2 separate regions of the Homo sapiens genome follow, and region 2 is linked to region 1. A link is a loop called in an ENCODE intact Hi-C map of the cell type or tissue named here. Cell type or tissue: ascending aorta. All regions are shown on one strand. Each heading gives the region's core, and the rest is flanking DNA. Links, peaks and the distances in the headings are about the cores only.

The links. Peaks named below come from ENCODE experiments on the same cell type or tissue, not always from the same donor. Only the 100,000 strongest peaks of a DNase experiment are listed, where the experiment ranks them.
Region 2: a loop joins it to region 1, with 2.0 times the contacts of the local background. A loop is called at or near these places in 1 of 110 quality-filtered maps.

Annotation. Positions count from the first base shown.
Region 1 is chr17:8,477,491-8,482,866 of GRCh38, reverse strand. MYH10 (myosin heavy chain 10) reads left to right here. Exons shown (of 43, transcript NM_001256012.3): 38 at 1,457-1,545; 39 at 2,342-2,465; 40 at 2,549-2,757; 41 at 4,421-4,529. LOC107987245 (a long non-coding RNA gene) reads right to left here and starts at 1,457. Exons shown (of 2, transcript XR_001752780.3): 1 at 679-1,457. In ascending aorta, for the core only: no CTCF peak of the experiment used is centred there; DNase peaks (open chromatin) are centred at 326, 2,630, 3,056 and 3,248; H3K27ac peaks cover 4,673 bases.
Region 2 is chr17:8,545,114-8,550,489 of GRCh38, reverse strand. It overlaps MYH10 (myosin heavy chain 10), which reads left to right. Exons shown (of 43, transcript NM_001256012.3): 10 at 1,703-1,846; 11 at 2,082-2,177; 12 at 3,828-3,946; 13 at 4,890-5,042. Among named protein-coding and RNA genes, the nearest start is that of MYH10, 83 kb to the left of the region's middle. In ascending aorta, for the core only: no CTCF peak of the experiment used is centred there; no DNase peak of the experiment used is centred there; H3K27ac peaks cover 4,655 bases.

The DNA.
Region 1 (5,376 bases), core at 51-5,050:
AAAGGCGATGTGGCTGTTGGAGCCTGCCTCCTAGAGAGCGCTCCTGGGCCATTACCCAAGTGTCCAAGAGGCATTCTCTGTACCACACTGTTTTTTCTGAAAGTGTTTCTTTCAGACTCTCAGGCAAGGCCTGACTCACACTGCATTAGGGAGAAGAGACTGAGCTGGAAAGCTGGCCCTGCCCTTCCCCCTATTTCTGACACTTTTCCTTCCCTCAAACACCTCCGTTCATCTGGCTTAGAGGCCCCGGGGTCCCTTCCTTTCTCCCGTGGGTCCCTCAGTCTGCCTAGAGCCCCACCCCCAAGCCAGTGGACAGTGAGTGTTTCATAGGCCCAAGAAGACAAAACACCAGAGGCCAGATGGTAGAGCTGTCTGGAGTCAGTGGCCCTGGGATCAGGCCTGGAACATTCCGTCAGCTGCCTCTCTTTCCTTCCTGACTCCCACCCTGCCCTGTGTGCCAGGATGTGCTAGAACCCAGGCCTGTCAGAGGACCTTCAGCCTACACTCATGTAAGGCAGGTGCACGTGCTGGAGCAGACAGAGGAGCTCCCGTGCAGCCCTGCTCCTAAGACACCTTCAAGGTGTGCTCTTGCCAAATGTGGCATCTTTTGGAAGGGGCAGCTGGTGGGAAGAGCCCTGGACAGGGAGTAGGAACCCTGACTTTTTGCTGCTGACTAACCTTGGGACTTTGGGCCAGTATCTTCATCCAGGTGGGCCTCAGTTTCCTCATTTATAAGATAAATGCACCCTTGACTCCTTTCCATGGCAAATCATCCTTCCAAAGAAGTTTGTGGAAAAGCAGCCATCAGGCAGTTCCTCCCGTGGGCTGGCAGGCACAGGGCTGTCCCCATTGTCCAGTCCTCTGAGAGCCCCCTGTGGAGCCACAGTCCCCTTCAAGAAAGAGGCCTTGCCCACCTTAGAGGCCCAGCTCTGCAAACACTTGAGCCCCTGCGGAGGCCCCCACCTGCCTCCTCTCCATGGGAGCATTGATCCTTGTTGCGGCACAGCTGCCTGGATCCGCACTGGTCTGTGCAGCCAGCGTCCTTGATCTCAAACTGTTTATGTGAAAGATACTTCAGGGCCATCAGTTGGTATAGCTCATGTTTCTTAGGGTTCAGGGTTTATATAAAGTTCATGCTCAGTTTATATTAAGAAGCACCAGCTTTCCAAGAAGGGCAGGAACATAGCCACCTCTTACGTTGGAGGTGACAGCAAAGCCCTTATGGCAATGAAGACTTTCCTCTGGACATCTGTGTCAGATGCTGACACCACACACCACCTGGCTGGCCTGCACCGAGCAGATTTTCTTGACAGTTTAATTTCTCAAATCTAAATGACAGCTTGAGGTGCAGGTAAACAGTGACAGGAGCAAGGTCGCTGTAGCTCCAGGCACTGTCAGATTCCACAGGTGAGGAAACTATTCACAGCCAGAGCTTAACGCAGTCTCCACTGCTTAGGAACTTGCCTCATCTGAGCGAGCCCGCCGACACGCCGAGCAGGAGAGAGATGAGCTGGCGGACGAGATCACCAACAGCGCCTCTGGCAAGTGAGTCTCCCACGGCCGGGGGTGGGTTCTTCGCCCTCAGGCACGCGCACTGCTGAGAAGGCTGGAGGTGTCCACACACCTGGCATCAGCGGGTGGTTTGCTCCTCCCTCGCTGGGCCTGGGCTGCCTCAGCCATGGTACCCCGTGCCAGTCCTGCCGAGCCCTGCACACCGCAGGTGGGAGCCGTGGTGTGCACTAACGGGCACTGCACCCGTGCCAGTCCTGCTGAGCCCTGCACACCGCAGGGGGGAGCCGTGGGGTGCGCCAACGGGCACTGCAGGCCTTCACTTTCCAGCTAGCTTTGGCAAGCAGGTTCCTCAGATAGGACCTTTCTCTGAATTCATTTTTTCGTTAAAAGTCATTACTGAACTGAACGTCCATCATGCGCCTTTTTGAGCATGCCATCATGAGTAGTTAGAATTTGATTCTCAGTGCATTGGAAACCACTGAAGAGTTTCAGCGGTGGGGAGGCTGGGGTCGTGCTTGCGTTTTGAAAGCGACTCTGGCTGTTGTCTGTGGAGAACAGCTGGAGAGAGGCAGGCAGGGCAGCGGGAGGCCACCCAGCAGTCCAGGTGAGAGATGACAGGCCTGCATCTGGGTGGTGGCAGCGGGGGAGGGTGTTTGGAAGTGTCATCAGTGGGACCTACTGATGGATTTGGGGATGAGTGCAGGGGAAAGAGAAAATTCAGGATGGCTGCTCAGGTTTCCAGCAACAGGGTGGGTGGAGGAGCCTTCCCTGAGGCTCCTGTGCTGTGCTGAGCTGGGATTGAACCGTCCCCTCCTCCTCTCCCCGCCAGGTCCGCGCTGCTGGATGAGAAGCGGCGTCTGGAAGCTCGGATCGCACAGCTGGAGGAGGAGCTGGAAGAGGAGCAGAGCAACATGGAGCTGCTCAACGACCGCTTCCGCAAGACCACTCTACAGGTGGCCCATGCAGGAGCCCGTCACCCAGGGAGGGCTGTGCCACCCCTCAGGCACAAGTGACTAAACTCCTCTCTCCTCTCTAGGTGGACACACTGAACGCCGAGCTAGCAGCCGAGCGCAGCGCCGCCCAGAAGAGTGACAATGCACGCCAGCAACTGGAGCGGCAGAACAAGGAGCTGAAGGCCAAGCTGCAGGAACTCGAGGGTGCTGTCAAGTCTAAGTTCAAGGCCACCATCTCAGCCCTGGAGGCCAAGATTGGGCAGCTGGAGGAGCAGCTTGAGCAGGAAGCCAAGTAAGAGGTTTTTGCTACCGTAAACCAAAACTTACCAACTAGGCTCAGTCAGAGACAAAACAGGCATGCCCCTTTCGGGGGGGCTCCCCACCACGTGGGCAGAGAACACATATAACCAGAGTGGGACACAGAAGTTGGTGTGAGCTGTGAGAGAAGAGCTGTGAGCATTCAGAGCCTGGGAGGACAGACGGCATCCGTGAACAGTCAGGGAAGGCTGGGCTTTAGGACGGCGCCCCGTGATTTCCTAGGCACCCTGAGTTTGCATCTCCTACCCAAAGTCGATTTCCCAAGCGTGTGGCAGCCCATGAAATGCTAATTTGCTGCCAGAGAACAAATGCAGTATGACACAAATCAGAGCCTTTCTTCTCCCCATAGAAGGGATTGCTTAACAGCTTTCATATTGTTGTATTAAAGCATTCTGAAATTGATGAGAAATTGTACAGTACAGCTGCTGGCAGGCATATTACAAAGCTATTAGGTCATAGCGCCCAGAGCCAGGGCAGACCTTCAGATTCACCCTCTTGCTGGGGAGCTTGGAGCCCAGAAATGCAGGGCTCGCGGCCAGAACCCTGCATCCTCCCCAGCCTCTCGTGCCAGGACTTCCCACTCCATTCTTTGGACTCCAGTGGGCTGAAGCAAACAATTAAGGGTTTGTTTCTAGTTGGAATTAACATAAACACCCTTTCAGCTGACTGTCTCTATCTACTTTTGCATAATATTTGTTAAGCAACAAAATAACTTTTTCTGTCTTCCATGGAGTCCTCCAAATAAGTTACCTCTCCTTCATATGGGACGACGTAGATGCATCTGGAAACATGGATTTGTTTCACCTCTAACCAAAGAGGGAGTGTAGGGGGTTTGTTTTTGGGTTTTTTTTCAATGTGAGCTGCCAAAGCCCTCTACATCACAATAGGTAATTAGTAAATTATCAAGTGAAACAATCACTTAATAAATTGGGTTGTTTCTCAGGCTAAAAGTTTAGGTGATTAAACTAAGGATGGTGTCTTCAAAAGTCTATGTTCAGTATAACTGACAGGTAGATTGTATGTAACATTTGCTCTTTAGATCACTGTGTACAGGCCGGGTGCGCTGGCTCACGGCTGTAATCCCAGCACTTTGGGAGGCCAGGGCGGGCAGATCACCTGAGGTGAGGAGTTCGAGACCAGCCTGGCCAACGTAGTAAAACCCCGTCTCTGCTAAAAATACACAAATTAGCCCAGCGTGGTGGTGCATGCCTTGTAATCCCAGCTACTCAGGAGGCTGAGGCAGGAGAATTGCTTGAACCCAGGAGGCGGAGGTTGCAGCGAGCAGAGATGGCGCCACTGCACCCCAGCCTGGGCGACAGAGCAAGACTGCATCTCAAAAACAAACAAAGTAAGATAACTGAGTACAATGATGAATACCTGTGTACAGTAATTAACACCTACACGTGCAGGAATAATGCACTTATTCTACCTGTCACTATTGAGGAATACATTAAAGGCAATTCTGATTTTGACCAGAAGGAAAGGTTTCAGCACATTAGTCATGAATTCTGGACAGAGAGGTCCATAATGCCTCCACCATGTGTCATCTTCCCAAAGAAAAGGGGCTTTAAAAAATATTTTTTCCCACACAAAATACCATTTCAAGAATTTCAAAACTACTGTGACCACTTTCACAGGGAACGAGCAGCCGCCAACAAATTAGTCCGTCGCACTGAGAAGAAGCTGAAAGAAATCTTCATGCAGGTTGAGGATGAGCGTCGACACGCGGACCAGTATAAAGAGCAGGTACGCGAGGAAGTGCCTCCCTGGGAAGCGCGTGAGCAAAGGAACTGGTGGAGAATGAGCTGGTGGCACAACTGACCAGTGGAATTCAGGGCCCTCCCGATTCTGATGTTTCAGCTAACGTGGGCTGTTCCATGTTCCTGGTGGGCACTCCCAGTACCCGAGACACAGGAGGGCGGGGAGAGCAGGTCAGGAAGCAAGTTCAGTGAGGCCTGGACTGAACTGTAAAGCTCCTGCTTCCTCCACTAGAATGTGTGCTTCGTGAGTACAGGGATTTCTGCCTGTTTTGCTCCCTGTTATCTCCCTAATGCCTAGTATAGTTTCTGGATATTGCTGGCAGTCATGAGATACTGGCTGGGTGTAGGGTGGGCACAGGAGATACTGAATAGAAAGTGAAGGGAAGACAAAGGTACTGCACGCTGCACCCGAGTGAGCTTCAGCGTCTGCATCCAGGCCCCCTTTTCTAAGTACACAGGGAATGTTCCGCAGGACTTTGAACTGTGGGTCAGGCCTGCCCTGATTGCAGCGTGGGCAGCTATACCCTCCCTCCCGCTCCCTGCCCTCTGCCTGGTGAGACTTCACACTGCAGACACTGGCCAGAAAGGTGGATGGATCTGAGGATTTCACTGCCTTTGGCCCGAACCCTCCCCAACTTCATTCATTCAGTCAGGCAACCTGGCCTTCCCTTCCCACCCCCACCCTTGGGGCCTAGCAACACGGAGCACAGTTGAGGGTGGTGTGCGCTGGACCCACGAAGCACTGACCAGTGCCTGTGTGGCTCAGGAATGAAGGGTCCAAAAGGGAGGCTCTTAGTTCTGTGGCATGTCATCCCAGGGTGGCTTTCTGCTTG
Region 2 (5,376 bases), core at 166-5,165, 68 kb before region 1:
GGGCGGAGAGGCTCCTCACTTCTCAGACGGGGCGGCTGCCGGGCGGAGGGGCTCCTCACTTCTCAGACGGGGCGGCCGGGCAGAGATGCTCCTCACCTCCCAGACGGGGTCGGGGCCGGGCAGAGGTGCTCCTCACATCCCAGACGGGGCGGCGGGGCAGAGGCGCTCCCCACATCTCAGAAGATGGGCGGCCGGGCAGAGACGCTCCTCACTTCCTAGATGTGATGGCGGCCGGGAAGAGGTGTTCCTCACTTCCTAGGTGGGATGGCAGCCGGGTGGAGACGCTCCTCACTTTCCAGACTGGGCAGCCAGGCAGAGGGGCTCCTCACATCCCAGATGATGGGCGGCCAGGCAGAGACGCTCCTCACTTCCCAGACGGGGTGGCGGCCGGGCAGAGGCTGCAATCTCGGCACTTTGGGAGGCCAAGGCAGGCGGCTGGGAGGTGGAGGTTGTAGCGAGCCGAGATCACGCCACTGCACTCCAGCCTGGGCACCATTGAGCACTGAGTGAACGAGACTCCGTCTGCAATCCCGGCACCTCGGGAGGCCGAGGCTGGCGGATCACTTGCGGTTAGGGGCTGGAGACCGGCCTGGCCAACACAGCGAAACCCCGTCTCCACCAAAACCAGTCAGGCGTGGCGGCGCGAGCTTTCAATCGCAGGCACTGGGCAGGCTGAGTCAGGAGAATCAGGCAGGGAGGCTGCAGCGAGCCGAGATGGCAGCAGCACAGTCCAGCCTCGGCTCAGCATGAGAGGGAGACCGTGGAAAGAGAGGGAGAGGGAGAGGGAGAGCGAGTAAATTCTTTAAAATGATCAAAGTGTTGAAAGAAATAGAAAAAGAAAGCAGCAGGCAGTACCCTGTAGAAGTTAAATGTGATGTAGACAAGAATAACGGGACAGGGTGACCTGCAGAAATTCTCTGCAGGAGAGCAAGAGAGCCAGTCACAAAGAAAGCTGGGAGCATATTTGCATATCTGTTATAACGATAAATAGCCCTGCTATTTTGAGCACTCCTGAGAAATATTCTTTGGCTCTCAAGAATGCATTTGTCAAAAGAGTAAGTTCTCTTTAATTCATGTCTCCTACGGTACAGTAGTCAGTGCGGGTACCTGTTACAATAGTCTGCTGCGCCACATCACATCATCATTCTAAAGGCAACTTAACCACCAAGCAAGCTGGCTTGGAGAAAGTGTTTCAGGGCCTTTGCTGGGCTCGGGACGTGCTTGGTCCACATCACTGTATCTTTAGCTTATGTCCATGGTAGTTTTCATATTCACTTCATAGTGTTTGCTGCAAACTACTTGCTAAGATAGGAATATAGAATATGAGTTTAAAAGCTTTCCTTCAAAAAAGAGGGCTAAAATATTTAAATCTGAAAACAATAGAGTTTTGTCATCTGGACAATTGACATCATTTCGCAGATAACCAATTTCAAACAGAATATTGTACAAACTGCCATCCCCAAAACTCCTGTTAAGGTTTTTGCGTTGTTAACATCATCATTTTCCTTTGTTGGTACAGATAATTAAAAAAATGTATGTTTGTGTATTTACATGAATATATAAAGAAAAAAAACATTTTGCTGGCAATGGGTTGCATGGTGACCACTGCTCTCCTGTGACACTGGCACAGTTTGAATGCAGTTATGGCTTAGTTGTCTTCATGAGTATTTATCAAATTTTCTTCCATTATATTTCCTTTTAGCTGATTTGCTTCTTGAAGGATTTAATAACTACAGGTTTCTCTCCAATGGCTATATTCCTATTCCGGGACAGCAAGACAAAGATAATTTCCAGGAGACCATGGAAGCAATGCACATAATGGGCTTCTCCCATGAAGAGATTCTGTGTATGTGTGATTTCTCTAAGATTCTGGTACTCACTTTCCTAAGACTTATACATCTGGGGTAAATCACCTAAACTAGAAAATGACTGGGAAACTAATGAATTGTATGAAATCCTGAAAAGACATGTCTTACTGAAAAGTTTTGTATAGCTAATTTTTAGCACAAAATAAATGAGAATATGTCTCCGCTACATTTTGAGGCAATATTAATTTTTTTTTTCTTTTTATCAATATGAAGCAATGCTTAAAGTAGTATCTTCAGTGCTACAGTTTGGAAATATTTCTTTCAAAAAGGAGAGAAATACTGATCAAGCTTCCATGCCAGAAAATACAGGTAAACTGATGAATACTGACTTTATTTCTGTTTCGATGGCTTGTTGTGCTCTCTAAGAAGGTGTTACAGTGCAAGCGTAAAAGCACCTCTGAAGCATTTCTGAAGGGACCCTTGAGTAGAGTGACAACATCGTGTATTTACACGAGGGTTCCTCTGATTCTATAAATGAGGACAGGGGACAGGGTGTAGGATGAAAAGGAGCAGTGGTCTCTGCCTTAGCATGCAGGAGGCCTTGGGAATTGAGGGAGGAGAACTCAGCCGCAGGAGGTCACACACTTACCTGAGAGGGTGGTGCAGCTGCCGAGTTCCAGCCAGTGTGCACCTTGCCAGGATTACAGGCCCAGTATTGCCAAATATAAGTGACTTTTCAAAGAAAAATGGAAATCTAGATCTTAATAGGAAATATTCCCATTTTTAAATGTCGAAAATGGTTTTAAATTTGCATTGGTCAGGAACAAAAGTTTGTGACCCAAATATATATATATAATATATTATTAAATATATATTTAATATAAATATATAAATATAATATGGATATAAAGTATATATTTATTAAATATATGTATATATAATATACATATATATTATATATATATCAGTTTGCTTCAGATGGTCTGGAGAGAAAAAGTGAGGAATCTCTATATTGCCTTGACTGCTTGATTATTCTAACAAGTTAGTTATCTTGCCTCATGGAGGCATCCGCAGTCCACTGTGGCGGGTGAAGGCTGACATAAAGTCACATTATCTGCCCTTGAAATAATCGTTTTTTATAACCAATTTGAGGCTTGATAACAATTTAATTCTGTGTGGCTCTTCTAAGGGGCCTGCCTCTCCTGCTGCTTCTTGGTCACCATTTTCTGGCCAAGCTGTGGCACCTCCTATTAGGGCTGTTGATTTCCAGGACCATTCATCTGTCATTCAGTCAAAGTAGTTTGATTGGCGGTTGGGCCTCCATCCTCCGTATGGCTTTTCCATGGTTAAATAGACTTAAAATGGAGCCATCTAAAATGCAGAGTAAGGCATATATTAGTATAGCTTGGCTTTGAAATTTTTTAATGACCCATAAATAGAGGAGGATCAGGTCACTCTTGTAAAGGTAAGGAGGCTGGGCATAGTGGCCATGTAGTCCCAGCTACTCGGGAGGCTGAAGCAGGAGGATGGCTTGAGCCCAGGAGTTCTAGGCTGTCGTGCTATGCCCGTCGGTTGTCTACACTATGTTCAGCATCAGTATATGGTAGCCTCCCAGCAGTAGGGGACCACTAGGTTGCCTAGGGAGGAGTGAACCAGCCCAAGTTGAAAATGGAGCAGGTCAAAACTCCCGTGCTGATCAGTAGTGAGATCATGCCTGTGAATAGCCACTACACTCCATCCTGGCCAACATAGTGAGAACCTGCCTCTAAAAAAATGAATAAATAGGCAAGGCAGTCAAATGCTGACTAGCCATCTCTTGTAGCCTAAAAATGAGTGTGTATTAATTTGAAAAGATGGAAGGTATTTTTCATTAGACCTAAAACTTGTCTGATTTTAAGACTTTTATTTATTTCTTAATACAATTTAATTGTTACTAAGGTTTTTCCAGTGTTTATTGAATATATTGTGAGTAGATTGTAAGTAAAAAATGTAGGATTTAGGAGACTTTTTACACTTCAGTTGCGCAGAAGCTCTGCCATCTTCTTGGGATGAATGTGATGGAGTTTACTCGGGCCATCCTGACTCCCCGGATCAAGGTCGGCCGAGACTATGTGCAAAAAGCCCAGACCAAAGAACAGGTAGGTTTCATGTTCATTGTTATTACTGATTTGTTTGAATGATAAGCCATGGCCATTTGGCCTTCTGATTGACATGTAACAAACTGAATCAATATAAACTGTCTTACATGGGTGTTTTTAGGTACTAAATGAGTTTTTTTTTTTTAAGTATATTTACTTTTTCGTTTTCGAAAAAATTTAAAAGGGGCCGGGGCCGGTGGCTCACACCTGTAATCCCAGCACTTTGGGAGGCTGAGGTGGGCAGATCACCTGAGGTCAGGAGTTTGAGACCAGCCTGACCAGTATGGTGAAACCCCATCTCTACTAAAAATACAAAAATTAGCCGGGCGTGATGGCATGCGCCTGTAGTCCCAGCTACTCAAGAGGCTGAGACGGGAGAATTGCTTGAACCCAGGAGGCGGAGGTTGTAGTGAGCTGAGATTGCACCACGGCACTCCAGCCCAGGCAACAGAACGAGACTCCGTATCAAAAAAAAAAAAAATTTTTTTAAAGGTGATTTTTTAAAAAAAGTAAATGTCAAATTATAATCTCTAGTTTTCCCCAGGTAGATAGATAATCCAGTAGACAAATCTGCATACTTCGGGAACCAGACCAACACAAGGGCCCCTGCCGCCTTGTCCTTGTGCTGGGTGGTACAGCAGAGAGAAAGTACCAGCTTAACTGAGCTGAATCCAGGCGGACAGTGCTACCCAGGACCCAGGCGCATGGGGAGGAGCTTATTTTTATTAGGCGTCTTTACCCATCCCCCAAATTCGTTATTCCCTGTGTTCATTTAATTCTTCTAATATTGCCTTCTATTGATGTGTAAAATTGAGACATGATTAAGCAGTGAATGCCATCTCAGGTTTTTTGAGTGCTGTATAACATTAAATTCCGTAAAACAGCTATTTATGCTTTGTTGAGATTGTTTCCAGAATAAAAGGTTGTTGTGATTTAATTACAGGCAGATTTTGCAGTAGAAGCATTGGCAAAAGCTACCTATGAGCGGCTCTTTCGCTGGCTCGTTCATCGCATCAATAAAGCTCTGGATAGGACCAAACGTCAGGGAGCATCTTTCATTGGAATCCTGGATATTGCTGGATTTGAAATTTTTGAGGTATTCTTCCCCCTCTTCCTCTAGCTCGTCCTTCTTTTTGTTTGTTCTTTTAACAAATATGAAGGCTTACTGTGTGCCCAGTACATACGAGGCACCAGGGATACAGTCCCTGCCATTCTAGTAGAGCCAAACAATAAATGGCAAATAATCAGTGAATCCGCAGGTCTGTGAGAATGCACTGAAAGGGTGCTGTGATAGAACTGGGAGGCCAGCTTGAGATAGCTGTTCAGGGAAGGTTGCTTCTGCATTGGCAACAGTTAGGCTTACTTGAAGGATGAGAAGCTGCCAGCCTCGGTCAGTTTCCCGGCATAATGAGAGTAATTCCAGTGGTCCT